2 separate regions of the Homo sapiens genome follow, and region 1 is linked to region 2. The links are chromatin loops, found by intact Hi-C in ENCODE. Cell type or tissue: mammary epithelial cell. All regions are shown on one strand. Each heading gives the region's core, and the rest is flanking DNA. Links, peaks and the distances in the headings are about the cores only. Region 1 overlaps NF2 (NF2, moesin-ezrin-radixin like (MERLIN) tumor suppressor). Region 2 overlaps NF2 (NF2, moesin-ezrin-radixin like (MERLIN) tumor suppressor).

What was found. Hi-C counts contacts between places; a loop is a spot of excess contacts. Peaks named below come from ENCODE experiments on the same cell type or tissue, not always from the same donor. Only the 100,000 strongest peaks of a DNase experiment are listed, where the experiment ranks them.
Region 1: it touches region 2 in a loop (6-fold over the local background); 1 of 110 quality-filtered maps calls a loop at or near these places.

Annotation. Positions count from the first base shown.
Region 1 is chr22:29,607,634-29,610,551 of GRCh38, forward strand. The region is part of intron 1 of NF2 (NF2, moesin-ezrin-radixin like (MERLIN) tumor suppressor); the gene reads left to right. It also overlaps the pseudogene RPEP4. Among named protein-coding and RNA genes, the nearest start is that of NF2, 5.5 kb to the left of the region's middle. In mammary epithelial cell, for the core only: a CTCF peak has its summit at 1,702; no DNase peak of the experiment used is centred there.
Region 2 is chr22:29,660,054-29,662,958 of GRCh38, forward strand. NF2 (NF2, moesin-ezrin-radixin like (MERLIN) tumor suppressor) reads left to right here. Exons shown (of 16, transcript NM_000268.4): 8 at 1,152-1,286. Among named protein-coding and RNA genes, the nearest start is that of NF2, 58 kb to the left of the region's middle. In mammary epithelial cell, for the core only: no CTCF peak of the experiment used is centred there; a DNase peak (open chromatin) is centred at 1,538; H3K27ac peaks cover 947 bases.

The DNA.
Region 1 (2,918 bases), core at 215-2,714, 53 kb before region 2:
TATGACACATACACTGGAAAAAAGCTGGCAGCAGCAACTGCCTGTGAGACAAGGGGCCAAATTAATGAAAAAGGCTTCAAACTGGCCTATATATATATTCACAGTACTATATATATTCACAATACTAAAGGAAAATATGATGACAAAGAAGTAAAGGATGGTATGACACTGTTGCATCAATTAAAGAATATCCATAAAGATATAGAAATTATAAAAAAAGAATCAAATGAAAATTCTGGAGTTGAAAGTACAATAACAGCTGGGCGCGGTGGCTCACACCTGTAATCCCAGCACTTTGGGAGGCTGAGGCGGGCGGATCACCTGAGGTCGGGAGTTCGAGACCAGCCTGACCAACATGGTAAAACCCCGTCTCTGCTAAAAATACAAAAATTAGCCAGGCGTGGTGGCCGGCACCTGTAGTCCCAGCTACGCGGGAGGCTGAGGCAGGAGAATTCCTTGAACCTGGGAGGCGGAGGTTGCAGTGAGCCAAGATCGAGCCACTGCACACCAGCCTGGGCAACAGAGCAAGACTCTGTCTCAAAAAAAAAAAAAAAAAAAAAAAAAGTACAATAACAAATTTAAAAATTAACTAGAGGGACTCAGGACTCAATAACAGATTTGAACTGGGTGAAGAAAGAATTCGTTAATTTTTTTTTTCTTTTTGAGACAGAGTCTCGCTCTGTTGCCTAGGCTGGAGTGCAGTGGGGCAATCTCGGCTCACTGCAACCTCTGCCTCCCTGGTTCAAGCGATTCTCCTGCCTCAGCCACCGCACAGTGGCTTTGGGAGTACTCTGGGAGGCTGAGGTGGGTGGATCACCTGAGGTCAGGAGTTCAAGACCAGCCTGGCCAACATGGTGAAACCCCATCTCTACAAAAATACAAAAATTTAGTTGGGCATGATGGCGGGTGCCTGTAACCCCAGCTACTTGGGAGGTTGAGGCGGGAGAATTGCTTGAACCCGGGAGGCGGAGGTTGTAGTGAGCAGAGATCGTGCCACTGCCCTCCAACCTGGGTGACAGAGCGAGACTCCATCCCTGCCCTGAAAAAAAAAAAAAAGATGTGAAACACATACAAAAAAAAGTAAAATGGCAGTTGAATGCCAAGTAATTAGATAACTTCAATAAAATGGACAAACTCCTAGAAAGATATAAACCACCAAAATTGACCCAAGAAGAGACACTATCTGAATAGACCTATAACAAGTAAAGATATTAAATTAGTAATTGAGGGGACTCGTGGGGTAACTTGCCCTTGGGAACCAGTAGTATGGCATCGGGCTGCAAGATTGGCCTGTCCATCCTCAATGCTACCTGGCCAATTTAGGGGCCCAGTGCCTCTGGATGCTAGACTCTGGGGTCGATTATCTCCACCGGAATGTAATGGATGAACATGCATGTGATGGTGTCCAAGCCAGAACAGTGGGTAAAGCCAATGGCTATAAGAGGAGCCAATCAGTACATCTTTCATCTCGAGGAAACTGAGAACCCAGGGGCTTTGATTAAAGACATTCAGGAGAATGGGATGAAGGTTGGCCTTGCCATAAAACCAGGAACCTCAGTTCAGTATTTGGCACCATGGGCTAATCAACTAGGTATGACCTTGGTTATGACAGTGGAACCAGGGTTTGGAGGGCATAAATTCATGGAAGATATGATGTTAAAGGTTCACTGGTTGAGGATCCAGTTCCCATCTTTGGCTATAGAGGTCGCTGGTGGAATAGATCCTGACACTGTCCATAGGTGTGCAGAGGCGAAGCTAACATGATTGTGTCTGGCAGTGCTATGGTGAGGAGTGAAGACCCTAGATCTGTGATCAGCCTGTTAAGAAACATTTGCTCAGAAGCTGCTCAGAAAGATTCTCTTGATTGATGAAACCTTAAGGAGCCCAATGTTTGTTTATGAAATCTCCTTTTTACTGGAAAACAGGAATATTGACTACCAAATCATAGTGTAGTTGAAGCCATTCTGCGTTTTTGAGCAGTTATTCGTTTCAGTGATTATAATTGATTGTGCAGAGTATTCTAAGAAGTTAGAAATTGGTGTGTATAACTACATTTTCAGTGATGCAATTTAATGATTAGTGAGTGAGATACTGTTTTTATTGAGAGCCTTGATTTTTATAAAGAGTAAAAATATGGCTGCATTAAGGGTACAAACAGAAAAGTGTCTTAATGTCTAAGGAGGGCATATTAGCTACACTATAAAAACAATTTTTTTCTGTATTTCTGAAAAGAATTTTGTTGTTTCTCAGTTGTTTTCCAAAAGCAAAGGAAGTCTTAATGTTTTTTTCTATTTCGTGTTATGTGTGATTTGTTTATATGCTTGGTAATATGAGTCTAATGGAATTTAAAAATATAAGTTTGGGTAGGATAGTATACCCTTAAAAAATAAATAAATAATTAGAGAGAGAGAGAGAGAGAGAGACCTGGGCACAGTGGCTGTTGCCTGTAATCTCAGCACTTTGGGAGGTCAAGGCAGGAGGATCCTTTGAGGCCAGGAGCTTGAGACCAACCTGGGCAACATAGAGAGACCCCAACTCTAAAATATACATACTATATCTAAACTCAGCTAGGCGTGGTGGTGTGAGCCTGGAGTCCCAGCTACTCAGGAGGTTAAGGTGTGAGGATCACTTGATCCCAGGAGGTTGAGGAGGCAGTGAGCTATGATTGTGCCACAGTGCTTCAGCCAGGGTGACAGAGTGAGACCCTGTCTCTTAAAAAAAAGAAAAGAGGCTGGGTGCAGTGGCTCATGCCTGTAATCCCAGCACTTTGGGAAGCCAAGGTGGGCAGATCACGAGGTCAGGAGTTCAAGACCAGCCTGTCTAATATGGTGAAACCCCATCTCTACTAAAAATACAAAAATTAGCCGAGCATGGTGGAGTGCGCCTGTAGTCCCAGCTACTCGAGAGGCTGAGGCAGG
Region 2 (2,905 bases), core at 406-2,905:
GTTCAGTTTCCATTATCGTCAAGGGGTCAGGAGCTGTAGTATCCTTGTGCAGCGAGTTTCCTTCCACTCCAAATGAGGGCTAGACCACAGCACTGGCGGGTGGACCTGCACGTGAAGATACAGCCACTCAGTCCGTCGCAGGTTCAGTGCTGTGGGAGCCCAGGGCACCCGCCGCGGGCTGCTCTGACTGCTGGCCAGGACCGCTGTCAGGGGCAGAGCATAAGTACGGCTTTTAGACAACTTTGTTGATGAATAGAATTCTTTTTGATATGTATTTCCCATCATGCAATTATTAAAAATTTCAAACTTACAGGAAAACTGAAAGAATTTTTCAGTGAATACCCATATATATGCACAATCTAGATTCTACAGTTAACATTTTACCAGACTTGCTTTATCACATGAAGACTACATTTTATCATAAAATGAGACCATCCAGCCCCAGGCACTGAAAATTTTCTTCCTAGTAGTCCAACAATGGTTTCTTTAAATATAAGAAATCATTAAACCTATGGGTTTTTTTTGTTTTGTTTTTTAACGAAGTCTCTCTTTGTCGACCAGGCTGGAGTGCCGGGGCACCATCTCAGCTCACTGCAGCCTTCTGGGTTCAACCAGTTCTCCTGCTCAGCCTCCTGAGTAGCTGGGATTACAGGCGCGTGCCACCATGCCCGGCTAATTTTTTTGTGTGTATTTTTAGTAGAGATGGGGTTTCACCATGCTGGCCAGGCTGGTCTTGAACTCCTGACCTCGTGAACCGCCCGCCTCGGCCTCCCAAAGTGCTGGGATTACAGGCATGAGCCACTGCTCCCCGCCTAAACCTATGGGCTTTAATTCTATACCTATGATAGCCTGCTTATTTAACCAGAGGGAACAACACTTATGTTACTCTTCCTTTAGCCATCGAGCCAGTGACAGAAGCCCTCAGTGATTGTTCTGGGGGACCCAGAAGTCACAAGAATGGAACAGTTTTGCTTCTACCTGCCCCAATTCAGAAAGCTGAAATCTTCTTGGTTTATAAGACAGCTGTGACTTCTGTTGGGACCTGCTGAAACTTGTCACATGTGACAGTGTGTGCCAGATTCTTTGGAAGGTTGAATAAAATTTTGAGCCTCAGCTGGCGCTTACAGTAGCTGTTCTTATTGGATCCACAGAATAAAAAGGGCACAGAGCTGCTGCTTGGAGTGGATGCCCTGGGGCTTCACATTTATGACCCTGAGAACAGACTGACCCCCAAGATCTCCTTCCCGTGGAATGAAATCCGAAACATCTCGTACAGTGACAAGGAGGTAGGACATGTGTGTACTGCAGATGGGTCCAGCAGATCTTTCCCTGTCTGCCCCCCTCACTGGAGCCTCCCCAGCCAGGGCATCTCCTTGTTATTCATAGAGTCCTTTAATTCCCAGGCTTTGAGGGTGTGGTTGTTGATTTTCGAAGTCTTTACAGAACAGTATTGGCATCAATAACCCCACTATGACTAATAGGAAACTGGGAAGCTCAACTGGCCAGGGAGAAACCCCAAAGAATAGTGAACAAAAACAGTAACATTTTCTTATTACTTGGCTTTCTATTTTTGTCGATACATTCTCTTTGTATGTTTTCTTTTCTTTTTTAGAGACAGGATTTCATTATGCATGCCCAGACTGGATTTGAATCCTGGGCTCAAGCAATCCTTCCACCTCAGCCTCCTGAGTAGCTACTACAGGTGTGCGCCACAGCACCTGGCTTAAATTCTCTTCGTATTTTAAGTGTGGTCTTTATTGAGCTTTCTTTCTGTGTCCGGTGCTTGATACATGTGGCAGAGAAATACATATACACACATATACACATATGGACATATATGTGTTTTGTGTGTGTATCTCTCAGTAATTATATAAATAAGTATATTAGGTTAATATGCTTACAAGAATTCCAAAATAATTAAGGTGGAATAACTTAGATAAATGCTCTTAGAATTTAAATATTTCCATATAGGGTGGTGACTTTTACCAAAAAGGTCCCATAATGTATAATCTTATGTTTACTCATCCATCCATTCATTCATTCACTCATCCATTCATTCATTCTTCATTCATTTTATTTTATTATTATCATTTTTTGAGACAGGCTCTCATTCTGTCACCGAGGCTGGAATGCAGTGGCACATGATCACGGCTCACTGCAGCCTTGACCTCCCTGGGCTCAGGTGATCCTCTCACCTCAGCCTCCCAGGTAACAGACTACAGGCGTGTGCCACCACATCTGGCTAATTTTTTGTAGAGATGGGGTTTTGCCACATTGCCCACCAGGCTGGTCTTGAACTTCTGGGCTTGAGCAATCCTCCCACCTCAGCCTCCCAAAGTGCTGGAATTACAGGTGTGAGCCACTGTGCTCAGCAGTTCTTCATTAATTTTAAAGGAATTATTGAGCATCTGCTTTGTGTTAGATTTCATGGGGGAAACAAAGATGTAGAAAATCCAGTCTTAGCATTCAAGGAAGTCAAGTAACTACTCACCTGCTATAATAAATAAGTGCCGTGGAAGAGACATGATGACAACAAATGTAGTCTTCCACATACAAGCACATTCACCCTGACCGTCTGAATTTAATCTCTATAAGAACACTGCTGTAAAGGCAGGGGCTGTGTTGTCAATATCTCTGTGTCACATCAGGAAGCAGAGACACAGAAGGATCAAGTGACCTGTGTCTGAGTGAAGTAGCAGAGATTAGGAGCCAGAGTTGCTGATGCCACAGCCCCCGCCTTTCAGGGAGGCCCAGAGGCTGAGTCCTGAGAGCACAGGGGCACTGGGGAGAGGGAGGCTCCACTCAGTGACCTCCTGGTACCTGCACAGCCAGGACACAGACTAGAGAGTGAAGAACAGGAACAGCTTATGTTGCTGCCTGCAGAGCCCCAAACCTGAGCATATTT